Linked DNA regions of Homo sapiens: region 2 is linked to region 1. Evidence: chromatin loops called from intact Hi-C (ENCODE). Cell type or tissue: PC-3. All regions are shown on one strand. Links, peaks and the distances in the headings refer to the core of each region. The heading gives the core; the rest is flanking DNA. Region 1 overlaps NOS1 (nitric oxide synthase 1). Region 2 overlaps NOS1 (nitric oxide synthase 1).

Evidence for each region. Peaks named below come from ENCODE experiments on the same cell type or tissue, not always from the same donor. Only the 100,000 strongest peaks of a DNase experiment are listed, where the experiment ranks them.
Region 2: a loop joins it to region 1, with 2.5 times the contacts of the local background. A loop is called at or near these places in 3 of 110 quality-filtered maps.

What each region holds. Positions count from the first base shown.
Region 1 is chr12:117,334,151-117,350,897 of GRCh38, forward strand. All of the region lies in intron 1 of NOS1 (nitric oxide synthase 1), which reads right to left. Among named protein-coding and RNA genes, the nearest start is that of NOS1, 19 kb to the right of the region's middle. In PC-3, for the core only: no CTCF peak of the experiment used is centred there; DNase peaks (open chromatin) are centred at 8,731 and 9,381; H3K27ac peaks cover 1,707 bases.
Region 2 is chr12:117,235,361-117,237,860 of GRCh38, forward strand. The region is part of intron 20 of NOS1 (nitric oxide synthase 1); the gene reads right to left. Among named protein-coding and RNA genes, the nearest start is that of FBXO21, 46 kb to the left of the region's middle. RefSeq lists enhancers at 1,021-1,525, 1,526-2,030. In PC-3, for the core only: CTCF peaks have their summits at 1,305 (motif pointing right) and 1,505; a DNase peak (open chromatin) is centred at 1,301.

The DNA of each region.
Region 1 (16,747 bases), core at 7,576-10,075:
TGGCCACTCTCAGCACGTTCTTCTCTCTTTCTCTGCTGCATCCTAGAATCAGGGAGGGCTCTGGGCTGGTGCTTGGGAAATTGGTGTGCTGTTTCTCTCTCACACCTTGGCTGTAGAAAGGAAACTTGATCTTTGGAAGGAGTTGGAAGGAAGCTGGGCTGGGGAGAGGCAGATATATTTTCTGTCTGCTGAGAGACAGAGACAGAGAGGGAGGGAGACAGCAAGCTCTGGGTCTGAGCTCTGTCAATTAGCTTCTTTTTTTTTTAGACAGAGTCTCACTCTGTCGCCCAGGCTGGAATGCAGTGGTGCGATCTCAGCTCACTGCAACCTCCACCTCCTGGAATCAAACAATTCTCTAGCCTCAGCCTCCCGAGTAGCTGGGATTACGGCTCCCGCCACCACACCTGGCTAATTTTGTATTTTTAGTAGAGATAGGGTTTTGCCATGTTGGACAGGCTGGTCTCGAACTCCTGACCTCAAGTGATCCGCCTGCCTCAGCCTCCCAAAGTGCTGGGATTACAGGCGTGAGCCATTGCACCTGGCCGTCAATCATTATCTTAATAACAATTCCACAACACTTTCTCTGCCTCCTTTTCCTCCTGCAAAACATCCTCATCTATCCTATTTTTCATCCTTGTCCTGACCAACATCAGGTTCGGCTGTCCCCCAACTTTACAGATGAATAAATTAAGCTGCTATAAGGACACCCGCTTGTCCCGGTTTTTGAATGTCCAGTTTCCATGAGGCTCCGTAGGGAGAGCTGGCCGCCTCCTGCCCCAGGGAAGAGTTTTAAGGTCCTTCCTGGCTCTATCCGGGTGTTTCTGGGTGAGTTGTTTATTTTCTCTAAACCTCAGTTCCAAAATGCGGTCATTTGTAATCACCTCGTCTCTGAGTAACGGGGAGGGTTAAATGAAACAGTAAATGCAGAGAACTTGGCAATGTCATACAGTAGTGAGAACTCAGAAAAGTGGCTTCCTATTATTGTTATGTAATAGATAACGATTCGGACTTCCTGGCTTTTAATTCAGTGCACTTTCTACTCTGTCACTGTCCAGCCAAAGGTACTTCAGGCGCCATGTAGAAGGGGGCCCTTCCCTTGAAATCACACCGAGGCATCTCACGCCGGTCTGGGTGGGGGGCACCGTCTAGGGAGAGACGGCTGCTGGATAGAATTGCCTGAGAGCCCTGCCTCCGCCCTCAGGAGCTGGGATTTTAAACAAATCACATATGCATGCTTGCCAGGGTACATACCATGGAAACAATACTTGGACCCAAGCCTCATTCAAGTAGTTCAGTGGCTTCGGGTGTATTTATTGCATTTACCTTGCTGTGAGGAAATTAGTAGCTGACTATCGGGGATGGCTGCCAATGAGAGGGAGGAAGCCCAAATAGGCCAGCGTCTGCTACTCCCTCCTCTCTGTGCGACCTTGGCCAAGTCCCTCTCCACCCTGAACCTCATTTCTGCAACAGAAGGAAAGGTAACAGCAGCAGCCTCCTGTGGTTGAGAGCTTACTGTGCACTAAGCATTGGTGCCTGAGCCCTCTGCATAGGGGTTTTATTTAATTGTTACAGACTATATGAGAGAGAGAGAGAGAGAGAGAGAGAGAGAGAGAGAGAGAGACAGGGTCTTGATATCTTGCCCAGGCTGGTCTCAAACTCTGTGCCTCAAGTGATCCTCTTGCCTTAGTCTCCCGAGTAGCTAGGACTACAGGTGCATGCCACTACACCAAGCTAGTTGTTTTTATATTTGTAGAGACAGAGTCTCACTATGTTCTCGAACTCCTGGGCTCAAGTGACCCTCCTGCCTCAGCCTCCTGAGTTGCTGTGTCTACAGGCATGAGCCTCCATGCTGGGCCTTGTAAGCGCCATTTTTATCTGCACCTTACGGATGGATAAGGCAGATGAGGTTCAGGGACATAAATCAAGGAGGTAGACCTGGGTCTAAGTGAGTGGTCAATCACAGTCCTGAAAATAATCTCACAACACTATGCCTCCCTCCTTTTCCTCCACAAAGCACATCCTCGCCTGTGGATCTGGGTCATATTTGATTGCCCCATTTTATAGATGAGAAAACAAAGCTCCCACAGGGAAGCCTGCTTGTCCTGGTTTACCCGTGCTTTCCATTTTTAGCATTGAAAGATGAAGAATGTTAGGATGAAGAGGAGCCACCAAGCCTATCTAGTCTAGCTTCCTCATGCAGAAACGAGAAAACAGAGGCCTGGAGAAGCAAAGGGCTCATTCAACATGGACCAGCCATAGCTGGAGCATCCAGACCTGTGCTGTCCAATATGGCAGCCGCTTGACACACATGGCCATTGAGCACATGGACTGTGGCAGGTTCAGTTGCAATGTGCTGCAAGAGTAAAGTGCACATTGACTTTCAAAGACTAGTATGAGAGGTGATGGGTGCACCAAAATCTCAGAAGTCACCACTAAAGAACTTAGTCATGTAATCAAACACCACCTGTTCCCCAAAAAACCTATTGAAATAAAAAAATTTAAAAAACAAAAAACAAAGACTAGTATGAGAAAAAGAACATAAACATCTCCACGATGTTTACTGATTATATTTGAAATTATGCTGTTATGGATATATTGTGTTAAATAAAATTATTATGAAAGTTAATTTTCCCCATTGCTTTTCACTCTTCTTTCTTTTTTTGTGAGACAGGGTCTCACTCTGTCACCCAGGCTGGAGGGCAGTGGCACAATCTTGGCTCACTGCAGCCTCCACCTCCCAGGCTCAAGTGATCCTCCTACTTCAGCCCCCTGAGTAGCTGGGACTCCAGACACACGCCACCATGCCCAGCTAATTTTTGTATTTTTGTAGAGAAGAGGTTTTGCCATGCTGTCCAGGCTGGTCTTGAACTCATGGGCTTGAGCAATCCTCCTGCCTCAGCCTCCCAAAGTATAGGGATTACAGGCATGAGCCACTGTACCCAGCTGCTTTTTACTCTTTTTTTTTTTTTTTTTTTTTTTTTTTGAGACGGAGTCTTGCTCTGTCGCCCAGGCTGGAGTGCAGTGGCGCGATCTCGGCTCACCGCAAGCTCTGCCTCCCAGGTTCACGCCATTCTCCTGCCTCAGCCTCCCGAGTAGCTGGGACTACAGACATGTGCTACCATGCCCGGCTAATTTTTTTGTATTTTTAGTAGAGATGGGGTTTCACCATGTTAGCCAGGATGGTCTCGAGCTCCTGACCTTGTGATCCGCCTGCCTTGGCCTCCCAAAGTGCTGGGATTACAGGCTTGAGCCACCGTGCCCGGCCGCGCTTTTTACTCTTTTTAATGTGACTTATAAAGCCCAACATTACACACATGGCTTGCATTATATTGCCATTGGGCAGCATGGGTCTAGAGTGTGACCGTTGTTCTTTCTGTAGCCTACCATCCCTGGATCTCCTCAAGAACCTACTGGTAACAGCCAGGCAGAAGACACTTCTTAAAGTTTTCCCTTTTAAAGAAACCAGAAAAATGACAAAGAGGGTTTGCAAATATCACGTCACCTTTTGAAACTGACCTCTGGGAATAGGCATGGTGGGGGTAGCATGGAAAGAGAGAAAATCCACCCAGAACCATATGAATAGAGAGGTCATAGTAGAATGTCCCCTGGGCTAATAGTCCAGTATCCAAAATCTTGCTTCCAAGTGTCAGTTAAAATCTAACCCAGGGCTGTCATCCCAGCACATTGGGAGGCTGAGGCAGGCAGATTGCTTGAGGCCAGGAGCTTGAAATCAGCCTGTGCAACATAGTGATATCCCATTTCTACAAAAAACACAAAAATTTGGACAGGCGCGGTGGCTCACACCTGTAATCCCAACACTTTGGGAGGCCGAGGCAGGTGGATCACTTGAGGTCAGGAGTTCAAGACCAGCCTGGCCAACATGGTGAAACCCCATATCTACTAAAAATACAAAAAAGTTAGCTGGGTGTGGTGGCAGGCACCTGTGATCCCAGCTGATCAGGAGGCTGAGGCAGGAGAATGACTTGAACCTGGGAGGCGGAGGTTGCAGTGAGGCGAGATTGCGCCACTGCACTCCAGCCTGGGCGACAGAGTGAGACTCTGTCTCAAACAAAACAAAAAAAAACAAAACAAAACAAAATAAAAATTAGGCATGGTGACACATGCCTGTAGTCCCAGCTATTCTGGAGACTGAGGTGGGAGGATCAATTGAGCCTGGGAGGTTGAGGCTACCGTGAGCCAAGATAGCACCACTGCATTCCAGCCTGGGTGACAGAACAAGACCCTGTTTCATAGGCGGGAACTGAACAATGAGAACACATGGACACAGGAAGGGGAACATCACACTCTGGGGACTGTTGTGGGGTGGGGGGAGGGATAGCATTAGGAGATATACCTAATGCTAAATGACGAGTTAATGGGTGCGGCACACCAGCATGGCACATGTATACATATGTAACTAACCTGCACATTGTGCACATGTACCCTAAAACTTAAAGTATAATAATAATAAAATTAAAAAAATCTAACTCATCTGTACAATAAATGTGTCATTAAAGACAATGAGGCAGATCTCTATCTGCAAATAAGAAATGAACTCCAAGGTATACCATTAAGGTGCAAGCAAGTCAGTTCTGTATATGTAAATGTAAAGGTTATTCTGGAGGAAACGGATATCAATGGTTTTACATGAATAATATCAAAGAAAACAAAACCCAGCCTGCCTGTGAAGTCTTGACTCTTTTCAGTTTATACACCCACAAAATATCTGATGGAGTTTCAGCCCTGTTTCCCATCTCCCTCCAATCTCATTTAAAAACAAACTCCAAGTCCTCCAAGTCTTCAAAAACAAAACAAAATACTGCCACCCCCAACACAAACAAAAGACTGAAAGCGTAAACCCAACTGCGCTCTTTTAAAAAATGCAAAACCACCAGCTTCTTTACATTTCCTGAACTGCTAATTTGCAGTCTTTCCCCAGAGAGATCACCACCCAGGAATCAAGCTGAAGTGCTTTCTCCCATGCCGGTAAGTCATGGCGGCAAACCCACAAGTCCCCACAAATCTGGGGGTTAAGTTGACATTCTTTGCCTTGGGGATCCCAAAGACACAAGCATCCTGAGTCTCCTCAGCCACGGAATTCCCCCAGTTTCATGGCTACAGTTTGCCTATGATGATGTCAATCTTCCCACCTCTGATGCCCATATCTCAGAGGTAGTAACAGGCTCAGCTTAGAGTTACAAGCACGAGCATTAATGATTGTTTAAAATGTGACACACACTCTGTTGTCAAGGCTTTGGGAAATCCCACTCTCTTACATTGCTGCCAAATACAACCTCTTTGAATGGCAGTTTGACAATATCTACCTCCAAATTTAAAATACATATATCTTGGCCTGACAATTCAAATGTCAGGACTTTCTCCTGCAGGTAACCTGAAAGGAACATCCTTAAACACATACAAAACTCTTCTTTGCAGGGTTCTGAATATCTGAATATCAAGAGATTGAGAAAATCTTAAGTACCCATCAATAGAAGACTATTAAATCAACTATGGCACATCCATACAACGGAATTCTGGGCAGGCATTAAATAAGCAGGAGATTAGAGCTAAAAAGACCAGACCAGTGAGGAATGCTCTTAAAGATACAGTGTTAAATTTAAAAGCAAGGTGGAGCACACCCATTTAGAAATATAATTATAAGTCCATCCTACAGCTTCATCATGCATTCATCCATGTTTCCACATAAGCTTGGAGATGCACTGAACAGCTCTGGAAAATTATTCAAGATATCAGTACCAGTGGTTACTTCTAGGAAAGGGGGCTGGAAGGCTAGAAATTGGGTGGGAAGGAAGCTTACTTTTTATTGTATATTCCTTCATATTAGATTGCTATTCTTTATTTATTTATTTTTGAGACAGGGTCTCGCTTTGTTGCCCAGGCTGGAGGGCAGTGGTGTAATAACAGCTAACTGCAACCTCCAAGGCCTGGGCTCAAGTTATCCTCAAGCTTTGGCCTCCTGAGTAACTGGACTACAAGCACACACCACCGTGACTGGCTAATTTTTTAACTTTTTGTAGAAACGGTGTCTCACTATGTTGCTCAGGGTGGTCTCAAACTCCCGGCCTCAAGCAATCCTTCCACCTTGACCTCCCAAAGTGCAGAGTTTATAAGCATGAACCACTGTGCCTGGACTAAATTATTATTTTTTAACAATGTTTTTTGCATCAATTTTAAGAAAAGAGTAAGGTCTTTGAAGTCAGACTGTCTGATTCTCTACTTGGCTTTGTGATCGTGGGCAAGTTACTTACTCTCTCTGAGTCATAGTTTCTGCATCTATTAAATAGGGGTGATAATAGTGCCTACATAGATAGGGTGTCTGAGGATACAAAGAGATAATAGTTAATGTTTTCTCCTTTTTTATTTATGTATTTATTTTGAGACGGAGTCTCACTCTGTCACCCAGGCTGGAGTGTGGTGGCGCAATCTCGGCTCGCTGCAACCTCTGCCTCCCAGGTTCAAGTGATTCTCCTGCCTCAGCCTCCTGAGTAGCTGGGACTACAGGCACCCGCCACCACTCCTGGCTAATTTTTGTATTTTAATTTTTAAATTTCTATTATTTTTATTCTTTTTTGAGACGTAATCTTGCTCTGTTGCCCAGGCTGAGTGCAGTGGCGTGATCTTGGCTTACTGCAACCTCTGCCTCCCAGGTTCAAGTGATCCTCCTGCCTCAGCCTCCTGAGTAGCTGATATCACACCTGGCTATTTTTTTTTTTTTTTTTTTTTTTGTATTTTTAGTAGAGATGGGGTTTCACCATGTTGGCCAGGCTGGTCTCGAACTCCTATCCTCAAGTGATCCACCTGCCTCGGCCTCCCAAAGTGCTGGGATTACAGACATGAGCCACTGTGCCCAGCCAATAGTTAACGTTTTCTATGTTATTACAATGCACCATAGACTAGGTAAGTGCCCAGGAAATGGATCCTTTTACCACCACTATTACTAATTATCATCACGTAAGCAGTCATTTTTCTATTGAGCATCCGTAGTGTCTGGTGGATGTGCTGCTTAAGGCACTTTGTGTTGAAAGACCAGGTAAAAGGTACGGACACGTGGACTGGTCCTGTCTCCCATGGGAGTCGATGACTGTCATTGGCTCCTTTTCGGAATGCTGCAAAAGCAGGATTCAGTTTGTCGGAACACGGCACATGAAAGATGCATCCAGAAGCACTGAGGCCCCAGAACTTGGTGGTGAGTCAACACCACTAGGGCGGGATGAGGAGGACGGTCTGGTTCATCACAGGGAGAGAGCTGCAGGGCTGTCATCCCGATGTTAGAATAGATCTGGGGAATCACAGAGTCTTCATTTCAGCTTCGTTTTGCAGAGCTCATTTACTTGAGCTAGTTCGGCCAACGGGAGACCAATATATCCATCCATCATATGACAGAAAATTTCAGAGTTTGGGGCTAAGGTTCTTAAGTTCCTTCTATCCATGGACGCTTCAGTGGCACAAAAGCACAAAAGTGGCACAGATGCACTTCTGCCTCCCACCCTTGCCCCTACATACCTGCCCCATTGCTGTAAATGCTGTGTGGGGGTCAAAGGCATGAATTTGGAGCTAGAAAAACCAGGGTTTGTGACCCACCTCTGCTGCCTATTAGCCTCAGATTCCTCATCTGTAAAGTGGGAACAATTCTGGTTTCTGCCTTAAAGATGGAAACCAATAAATCACATGGGATAATTTAAATGGAAGTGCATTAGAGGGGATAATTCATCTATAGCATGTGGTACTGTTGACTATTATTTTTAGAGTCACTTTAGATTACACATCAAGATAATTGAACCATTTCAGGCTAGATATGCAAACATAATCATGGCCAAGAGGACAGCCTCATTACTATAAAAAGGAAACATATTATCAGCGGTCTCGGAAACTTTTCTTAACAATCATTAAAATAAGATGGCACATATTTTCTAACCCCCATCAACATTATACTCTTTTACTTTTTTTTTCCTCCCTCCCTCTTTCTCTCCTTTGCCTCCTCTCATCTTTTCTTTTCTTTCCTTCATGCCAACCATTCATTTGCCTACTCATACATAGCTCTCCCCAGGACAGGGCAGTCAGCGTGGAGCTTGCATTGGGATTACAGGGGTGGATAAGATAGACAGCATCCCTGCCCTCAAGCTTACAACCTAGGGTGGAGGTAGTTGGAGATTAATATTAGTGATAAAAACAATGAGTAGAACAAAAGCGAAAATACAGGGTGCTAACGAGACCTTGCATAAGGGACATAACATGGTCTGGGTGGTGGTGGTCAGGGAAGGCTTCCTGGAGGAAGAGTCAGGATCCAGAGTTGGCCAGATAAGAAGGTGGATGGAGGAAGTGAGAAATGGAGGACAGAGACCAGCGTGTGAGAAGGCACTGTGGTAGGATGGAGCTGGCATTGGGGTGACAGAAGAAAGCCATGTCACGAGATAAATCTGGAGAGGTCATCAGGGGCTGGATCATCAGGTCTCTTGAAAGGCAAGTTAACAATTTTGGACTTTATTCTTAGAGCGATGGCAAGCATTGGAGGGTTTTGAGACAAGAAGTACAGTGGTCAGATTTAGATTTTATGAAGATTACTCTGGCTGCTGCTGGATGGCAAATGGGTGGGAAAAGCAAGGCTGGGTATGGGGAGCCTGGTTAGGAGGCTGCTGCAGGCCAGAGATGAGCAATGATGGTGGTTAAGGATCAGGTGGTGAAAGGGAGGAAGGAAGGAAGTGGGTCGATTTAAGAGATGTTTACAAGATTGAGTCAACAAGATTTGGTGACTAATTGGATACAGAAGCTAACGGAGAAGGAGGTGTCTGCAGTGACCTCCCAGCTCCTGGCTTCCACTAGTAGAAGGAGTGTGAAGGATTTCCTGAGAGAGGGAAACCTGAACAATGGGGTAAAAATAGGGTGAAAGGGCTGGATGCCTGTAATCCCAGCACTTTGGGAGGCTGAGGCGAGAGGATTGTTTGAGGCCAGGAGTTCAAGACCAGCCTGAGTAATATAGTAGGACCCCCATCTCTACCAAAAAAAAAAAAATTAACTACGATTGTGCCATTGCACACCAGCCTGGGTGACAGTGCAAGACTCTGTCAAAAAGAAGGAAGGAAGGAAGGAAGAGAGGGAGGGAGGGAGGAAGGAAGGAAGGAAGGAAAATGGGGGTGAAAGAAAGAATAAGAATGAATGAAATTCATTTCATAGAACTGTCTTTCATGAATAGTAATAATTTAGTTGTGGTCTAGTATATTGCAAGAATCAACATTTCCTAATAACGTCATTTCCATAATTCTGAGAATTCAGCTACAAAAAATATGCTCAATTTGGCTCAATTCCAAGCTTTGCCATTTATAAGCTATTTGATCTTGGATAAGTCATTTAACATTTTGACTCTCAATTTCCTTTTGTGAAATCGAAACAGTAATAACAACTAGTTGCCAAGACTTTCGTAATGATTAAGCAAGATGGACACCGTAAAGGGCACTTTGTAAACTGTAAATGTCAACTATAATGACAATGTTGAATGTTTATTTTTCAGGGAACATAATAACTGTTTTCTCCAAATTGCACATCAGTGTTAACTTGAGGCTCAATCAAATTTCTCCTCTCATGCCTGGCATCCTTGGGTGCTTTCTGGTGTAGGGGAGCTGAGTCAAAAGGCTGACAAAAGGTGCTCAGGGAAGAAAAAAGAAGTAAGAATAACTATTTTAAGAGAGCAGTAATAAGATTTGTTCCCTTCACTCGAAAGTTGCCTTTACATAGATCCACAACATCCATATAGGCCTGAATCAGTTACAAATGAATTTCAGTAAAGGGAAAACATGTTAAATAGAAAACATAAACTACAATGGCAGAAATAATTCCACATATGTCAGATATACCAGTAATAACAATAAATGCAATTGGGTCAAACTTGAGTAAAAGATCAAGACTCTTCAATTGTATAAAATGTATTTGCAGTTGCCCTACCTTAGTATGAATGTGTAAACTAGTACCAAGGACAGGAGGGAAAATATTCATTAAGGCAGGCCTGAGCCTAGTATACATTTGCTGGCCACATGGAGCTAAAGCACCACAGGTCTGCTTTCATCTGCACAATATAATTGACTTTCTTCTTAGAATATGTTAGCACCTAGTAAGCATGAAATAAGTATTTGGTGAATAAGCGCTCAACTATTCACACTGAGTACTTATTAGGTTGAAATATATGAAATTAACAGTTTTGCAAATGATCAACTTTTTCAATTTCGTACAGTTCAACTTAATATTTTGAGCATTTTTATATGTAAGCACTTTATTGGAAGATCTCATTTTCATTCTTGCAACACGATATGAACATGACATGACATTATAATTCCCATTTTATAGATGTTAAAATCAAGGCTCAAAGACATTAAGTCATAGGTTATGCAGCTAGTGTCAGTGGTGGGGACTCAAGTCAAGTTTGTCTGAACTCAACGTCTTTGCTTTTCTAATGTTCTAAGTACTGCTATATATTTTTAGCTCAATTCTACAATTTTAGTAATTGAAAGTTGAAAGAGATGCTAGGGATTTTCTACTCCAATTCACAATATTGATTTTATAAACCTCCTACAGGGCTCAGGGAACCCTGAAAATCCTGAAATTGTGTGCACAACTTTTGTGATACGTGCATTTATATGGGGAAAACAGGCCATGGCATTAATACAATTTTCCAAGTATTCCATTACACAATAAATAACAAGGGTAGAAGTCACTGGTTTCACATTACATTTTGGAGATGAGGAGCTACAGGCTCATAGTCAGGAAAGGACTTGCCTAAGATTCTTAGAAACAGAGTCAGAACGAAGATCAAACGCGGGCTATTATGATTAATTCTTGCTTGCTTGCTTGGTTGCTTGGTTGCTTTCTTGCTTTTTTTTTTTTTTTTTTTTGGCAGTGTCTCACTCTGTTGCCCAGGCTGGAGTGCAGTGGCACAATCTCGGCTCACTGCAACCTCCGCCTCCTGGGTTCAAGCAATTCTCCTGCCTCAGCCTCCTGAGTAGCTGGGACTATAGACGCCTGCCAGCTAATTTTTATATTTTTAGTGGAGATGGGATTTTGCCGTGTTGGCCAGGCTGGTCTCAAACCCCTGACCTCATGTGATCCGTCTGCCTCGGCCTCCCAAAGTGCTGGGATTACAGGCGTGAGCCACCGCGCCCGGCTGCAAGATGCTCTTTCTGTCTTGTTATGCTGGAACTTAACAATTTAAATTATTGCCCAACAGTCAAATATTGGCTCACCTCCCTTCCTGGTGAAATACCTCCAAAAATTATCCGCCTCCTGAGGATCGATAACAGGGTATCTGAAGATACCACTACAAGTGAGATGAGGGGACAAGGCTAACAGATTCTAGTCACTTGTCAAAGTAAATGTTTAAACAATCAATTTCATAATTAGGATAAGAAGCTTAAAATATATATTTAGTGCTGTAAGGGAACCATAGATGATAATGTACTTTTTCAAATAAAAAATCAAATAAAAATAATGATTATGGTATCAGAGACGTCTGCTACAATTCCTTCATTTACTCAGCTTTTATCAATTAACACTTAGGGCTGGGCTCAGTGGCTCATGCCTGTAATCCCAACACTTTGGGAGGTTAAGGCAGGAGGATTATTGAGCCCAGGAGGTCGAGGCTGCAGTGAGCCATTATTGTGCCACTGGACTCTAGCCTGGGTGAAAAAGCAAGACCTTGTCTCAAACAAACAAACAAAAAAACAACCACCTGTGCATAGCACAGGACTTGGCACATAATAGGTACTCAGTGAATCAGGGTCTCAATCTCTAAGTCTACAGCTATTGAATGAAGCAGCCCTGTGAGAGGTGAGAGGGAGCAGTGGGGACTGTAGAGAACTGGAGGGCCCATGCCGTGTTTGGAGAGCAGTTCCAGCCAGTGGTTGCCATGCAGAAAGCCAAGACTGGTCTCACTTCACTTCCTGAAAGCAGCTGCAGGGAGGTGATGGCATGGCCCATTACAAATGAGTGAATGAATGAGACTTCAGACACTTGGTTAACAAAACTTGGATTCAGGCCAGGTGCCGTGGCTCACGCCTGTAATCCCAGCACTTTGGGAGGCTGAGGCGAGCGGATCACCTGAGACCAGGAGTTTGAGACCAGTCTGGCCAACATGGTGAAACCCCGTCTCTACTAAAAATACAAAAATTAGCCAGGCGTGGTGGCACGTGCATGTAATCCCAGTTACTCAGGAGGCTGAGGCAGGAGAATGGCTTTAACCCGGGAGGCTGAGGTTGTAGTGAGCCACGATCACACCACTGCACTCCAGCCTGGACCACAGAGCGAGACTCTGTCTCAGAAAACAAAAACAAAAACAAAACTTGGATTCAGAAAAAGGAACGACAATGTGGGGTGGGTCTTAATGGAGTTTGCAAAACCACCAGCGATGAACATGGTCTAATGCTTTGCTACCCAAAGCGTGGTCCATGCACCAGCACCAGCAGCATCACCTGGGAGCATGTCAGCAATGCAGAATCCCAAGGCCCAGCCCAGACCTATGACTCAGGCTCTGCATTTTAGGAAGATCCCCCAGTGGATTTATGTGCACACTGGAGTTTGAGAAACACTGGTACGGTTTGCTTCTAAAGCCCCGTGTGACTTTTTGTGACCTACACAAATGGCCATTTTAAAGGAAATTTCAACTTCAACTCAAACTATCACCTGTTCTGCACAAAAAATGCTTCAGATCCAGGATATCACATTCTTCAATCAGGCTCTGGTCAGATTCTATCAAAGACAGCCCATAGGTATACAAATGAATTGCGTTTGGTTAATACAGTTAAATTTTTTCCCCCAAATTTGTTATCACCATTTAAAAACTGGAGGTTTCAGGCCGGGCATGGTGGCTCACACCTGTAATCCCAGCACTTTGGGAGGCCAAGGAAGGTGGATCACTTGAGGTCAGAAGTTGAAGACGAGCCTGGCCAAGATGGTAAAACCCTGTCTCTACTAAAAATACAAAAATTAGCTGGGTGTGGTGGTGCACACCTGTAGTCCCAGCTGCTTGGGAGTCTGAGGCAGAAGAATTGCTTGAACCTGGGAGGCGGAGGTTGCAGTGAGCCAAGATCGCGCCACTGCACTCCAGACTGGGTGAAAGAGAGTGTGACCCTGTCTCAAAACAAGGAAAAAAAAAAAAAGAAAAATAAACAAACAAACAAAAAACTGGAGGTTTCATCAAAGATAGAAATTTCTGGCTTTCTTGGAGCCATGGAAGATATGTTTACACTGGGCCTGTGTTCCTGAGCACACTCCAAACAGCTGGAGTAGGTGGTGGCGCCTCCCCCTTTAGGTGGGGCATGAGCTCTCTGGTTCCCCTGCAAAACCCTGTGGCCCCCGTCATTCATTTGTTTCTTGCAAATAAGTATTTCACTATAGGCCTTTGACTGTGGGACCCCTGCTAGTGAGTGAGTTTTAAAGGGCAACAAGGAAGGTCACCTTCAGAAGCTACTCAATGAAGGGACAGCATGCTCAGTGACTTGGGTCTTGTCCTGGGTGGTTCCAGTCGATCCAGGTGTTTGATGGGATCCCCACCTCCGCATGAGATCACAGCATCCACCCCAGCTTGTGCCCTGGGGCTGATACTCAACACTGACCTTGTTCTCCCTGGGTTAAATCTACTGAGAGTGACGCAGCACTTTGCACGATCATCTTGAAGTCTGAATCTGTTTCTTCTTTCACTTTGGGTGTGCACCAAAGCCCTTCCTGGAGTGACACCTTTCTGTCTAAATTGGGCTTTCTCTTTTGATGTCAAACCAGTCCTTGCATACTCATTCTAACAGGAGCTGAGTGGAATGCAACTTCCTTCCTCCATTCCAAGGGAAGATTCAGTCCCAGATCCCCTACATTTTTTTTTTTTTTTTTTTTTTTAGTGACTCTACCTGGGGGTTACCTGAACTGGCTTGGTCTTTATCTCGTGTTGCACCAGCACACCTGGGAAGCCCCTGGAGGACACCCTACCTCGACACTGCGGGACACATCCCCACCTGAGTCAGCTTTACTGAACAGAGCTCTGCAAATAACCCCTGAAATAAAAATCACAGAAGAGAACGGTGTCACCTTCAACAGTCTATAAGCTGATGTCGCAGAGGTTGGAAGGAAGGGTTAAAGGGGAATGTCATGGTTCAGGATCACAGGCATGGGATTCAAATCCTGATTCTGTCATTTACTGACACGTGACTCGGTCAAGGGCTTCAGCATCTTGGTGCCTCCGTTTCTTCATCTATAAAATGGCAAAAAACAATAGTCCTGAATCTACTTTGCAAGACTCTTGTGAAGATTCCATGAAGTAACGTCATGTTTCCCATGCTGCTCTTACCAACATCATATCTTTGCACCATACCTGTGTCTCACCTATGCAATTATTTATTTAATATTTTCCCTTACAATGAACTCACTTTCTATCTTAGATACTATAGCCTCATCCTAAAAGCTAATATCCACGAAATCGTCGTATAAATTTGCTAACTGCTTTTTTCTATGATCTATCAAAACAAATATTTAATGAGTAAATTTTTTAAAAAATGGCTCCTTGATCTAATCATGAAAACACATGGAACAAATTCACACAAAGTGGCACTGTAACTGACCAGTCATCTTCAAAGGTGTCAAGCCCGTGGGAGACAAGGAAAGACTGACAAACTGTCACAGATCAGAGGAGGCAGAGAGAAATCAGCGCCGAAAGCAATGTGGGATCCTGGAACCGAAACAGCACAGTAGCGGAGAAAGTGGTGCAATTCGAATAGGGTCTGTCGTTTAGTTAATATCATGCCATTGTCAATCTTCTGTTCTTGATAATTAGATTATGGTTATGTACGATATTAACATTGGGGAAACTAGGTCAGGGTATAAAGAAACTCGTTGTACCATATTGCAACTTTTCCGTGAATCTAAAATTACTTCAAAATAAAAGTTTTTCAAAAAATGAGTATCAGTAAAGTGGTTGTTCCTTTTCCCTTCTCCTCGCCCCCTGGCAACCACTAATCTGCTTTCTGCCTCCGTGGATTTGTCTATTCTGGATACTGCATATAAATGAAATCCTACAAGATGAGGCTTTTTGAGTCTGGCTTCTTTCACTCAGCATCACGCTTTTGAGGTTCATCCATGTTACAGCATAGATCAGCACTTCATTTCTTTTAGTGGCTGAGTAATATTCCATTAGATAGATGGATAAGCCACTTTTAGTTTATCCACTCGTCCATTGACAGACATCTGGGTTGTTTCCACCCTTTGGCTATCGTGAATAGTGCTATGAACACACATGGGAAAGTTTTTGTTTGAATACTTCTTTTCAATTCTTAAGAAGTACAAGGTTCCCTTGTGGGGTAATGGAGATGTTTTGGAACTAGATAGAGGCAATGATCACACAACACAAATGCTACTCTAAAATGGTTAATTTTATATTACATGAATTTTACCTCAATGAAATAAAACAATAAAAAATGGGTCCCACCAGTGGAGTATCCACCATATTTTGGAAACCTGTGCTTATACAGGCCCAGGGCTTAGCATGGTACCTAGTCTGTAGCAAGTACATGAAGAACATTGGCTGGTGTTATTATTCATTATTTTGAGACTGGGTCTTGTTGTGTTGCCCAGGCTGGAGTGCAGTGGTGTGATCATAGCTAACTGCAGTCTCGAACTCCTGGGCTCAAGGATACCCCTGCCTCAGCCTTCTGAATAGCTGGGACTACAGGCACGAGCCACCACACTTGGTTAATTTTTTATTTTTTTTGTAGAGATTGGGGTCTTGCTACATTGCTTAGGCTGGTCTTGAACTCCTGAGCTCAAGCAATCCTCCCTCCTCAACCTCCCAAAGTGCTGGGTTTACAGGTGTGAGCCACCATGCCTGGCCGGCTGGTGTTATTATTACTGCCAGAGACACACAGACTCTCAGCTCCCACTTCAGAGTTTTTTTCTACAGTATCATTGTCATTTCCACCAAGAAAGTTTCTCCAAGTTTAATCTACAACTCTCCTTGGAAGTCAGCAGTAAAATCTCAGGATTCCTGAGATGCTATCATTAGAAAACCTTGCTTTGAAATCTATGAACCTTTTGTGCTTTGATAAGACTTGCATTCCTGGCTAGCAGGGCACAGCACGCCATTGCCATGGGACGATGTGTGACGTGCTCACGGACAATGCAGAGTGGGCATTCAACAGGCACTTACTAGTTACCTGTTGACTGCACACCAAAGCTATTTCAACAGATTATTCAATGAGTCACACCTCCTCAATTAACTGGGTGCTTTATTTAGGACTCCACCCTACAATTTGCAGGCTAAGTTGCAATGCCCTGGAACTGTTCACTTGATTTTATAGTACCCACTCCCATTTTCTCAAAGTACCTTGTGTGTTTGAAATGAAAGCAAATGCCTGATTTATTTTAAGGATTTCATAAGGACCCTACAGAAAACTGAAGACACACCAGCATGTCCTGGATCCAGGAAGCAAAATGGAGACATTCCAGGATGTCCCAACTCAGGGAAACTTCTTTTTGCTCAGAGCTGATGAACTGGGATTGGTCTTACTCACCATTATTGGTGAACTCTTCCTCTTTCCCCCCATCTGTGCTAGTTGTCATCCTTTGCCCCCAGATTCATTCTCCAAACTTATCTGGGCTCCCGAAGAGGCTGACCTCTATGGACATCAAAAGGTCTCTTGGCCGGGTGCGGTGGCTCAAGCCTGTAATCCCAGCCCTTTGGGAGGCCGAGGCGGGCGGATCACGA
Region 2 (2,500 bases), core at 1-2,500, 110 kb before region 1:
GATTCTAGCACCCCATTCTCAGTACTAATAGGGGTTCTCTCAGTGTCTAGCACTTCACTGGGACCACAGGCTGTGGCATCCCCAATCTGTGAAATTCTATATCTCCTAGGAATTCCAAGCCCCACCCCCTTTGGCAACCAGGGTTCCTCGTATTGTTATGGTAAAGGAAAAAAGACTTGGCTTTAAGCTTGGGTTCCTCCTATGCATAAATTCATCAATATTACAAAATTGAGAGATCTAAAAAGAAAACACAGAAGGAAACTCATTGATGCCACCGGGTTATAACCTTTCTGCATTGATTTTTGTGTTTCAAGTTCAAGAGGCCTGTGCTAATCCAACAGCTTTCAATAATAAACTCTCAGAATGTGATTATTCTGGTCCTTTAAAAAGTTTCAGTACAGGCTGGGCACGGTGGCTCACGCCTGTAATCCCAGCACTTTGGGAGGTGGAGGTACACAGATCACCTGAGGTCAGGAGTTTGAGACCAGCCTGGCCAACATGACAAAACCCCGTCTCTACTAAAAACACAAAAATTAGCTGGGCATTGTGGCATGTGCCTGTAATCCCAGCTACTTGGGAGGCTGAGGCGGGAGAATCGCTTGAACCCAGGAGGTGGAGGTTGCAATGAGCAGAAACTGCACCACTGCATTCCAGCCTGGGCAACAGAGCGAAACTACATCCTCCCACCCCAACCCAAAAAACAAACAAACCCCATATCTGTATTTCAGTACAGATATACTGCATTTCACCCAACACCTGCAAACTCGAGGATCGATTACACTTTGAGAAATCAAATCCTTTGCACCCTTTGAGCTACGATTGCTTTTTCAGATCTGCTTTTTCTTCATTGCCAATTAATTTTCAGTGGCTAGAGACGCTTGATATTCAACATGAAGTTTCTATATTCTCTATGGTATGTAAATCAACACTTGAATAGCCCAATGGGACTCGCTATTTAAAGGACTTTTTGGCTCAACCGAGAACCTTTTGTGCTACAAATAGCCACCATTATTAAAAAGAGTTGAGCGGGCACATTATTTTGGGGGAGGAAAGGGTGTCAAGTATTTTCTTGAAGCAAGGCATCCCCGCCCTTAGCATAGTGGGGAACTTAGCGACCATAATTGTGAATGGCAGTATTAGAGTCTGGAGTCCCACTGGCCCTCCATGGGCAGACCTTGCCCTGTCTGGGAACTTGCACGACTGAGCCTTCTCAGAGCTCACACCAGTCTTTGGTTCCTGGGGAGCAAAAAGACAACACCTCCAGAGAGCTGCAAGAAGGAACTCGCAGAAGCCGGGGCCAGCAGGGGGCGCTGTGGGGTTTCTAATTTGGGAGCCTCCTAAGTCTACCCAAAGGAAGCCTTTGAAAGGCCCGCAAATCAATTCCCGCTTTCTTCCCAGATCATCACGATTTGTACAAAATAGAAATGCAGAGGACCCAAACTTGCTGAGCTAGCTCACGAGCACAGCCACCTCCCCCAAAGTCCTCTTGAACGAGGCAGAGGGTGGCCGTGCAGACAAGGAGCAGGCATGGGAACGTGGCTGGCAGGTGGGCTAGAATGCAAGGTGGGCCCAGGCTCTGGCCCTGCTGGGAGTTTAACCAAGGGGACTGACTCTGCATGCCGCTTGCTGAGAACCCTGGCAGAATGGCTGTGGGGCCCCAGGGCACCTTGGTGGACTGGTCTTTGATGCTTTGCTGGGAAGCCGACCCTCTGGGCGATAGCACTGGCTCAGAAACCAATTGTCTTAAATCTCAGTTCTGCTGAGCTTTGTAAGTAGAGAATTTTTAGCATTTCATTATTATTTTTATTTTTTTTTGAGATGGAGTCTCTCTCTGTTGCCCAGGCTGGAGTGCAGTCCACCTCCTGGGTTCAAGAGATTCTCCTGCCTCAGCCTCCCGAGTAGCTGGGATTACAGTAGCCCGCCACCATGCCCGGCTAGTTTTTGTACTTTTAGCAGAGACAGGGTTTAACCATGATGGCCAGGCTGGTCTCAAATTCCTGATTTCAGATGATCCACCGCCTCAACCTCCCAAAGTGCTAGGATTACAGGTGTGAGCCACCACGCCTGGCCTATTTTTTATTTTTTCTTCAAGCTTGGGACACATATGGGCCATATGAGAAGTACAGGGAGAAGGGGAAGAGGCAATGGAACAGCAGCAGCCATTTGGGCCCTATTCCCTTCTCCCCCCGAGTGTCCCCTCTGTGTGACTTATGTCTAGCCACATCCAGAAGCATCACATATACACACATGCTTGGCGGTGGCTCAATGATAGGTTTGCAGATGAAAGAATAATTTGCTAATGTCCAGCATTAAATGGAAAAAAAAAAACAGAAAATGTGCATTCTTCAGTGAAAAGAGTAAATATTGTCACCTGTGAACTGCTCAAGGTAACAAGGTTCATTCATTCCACACCTGTACATCATGTGTCAGGCACTGTTCTAGGCACTGGTGAGAGAGGGGAAGGACAGCAAAGTGCCCTATTCTCATTGAGAAGTCACTT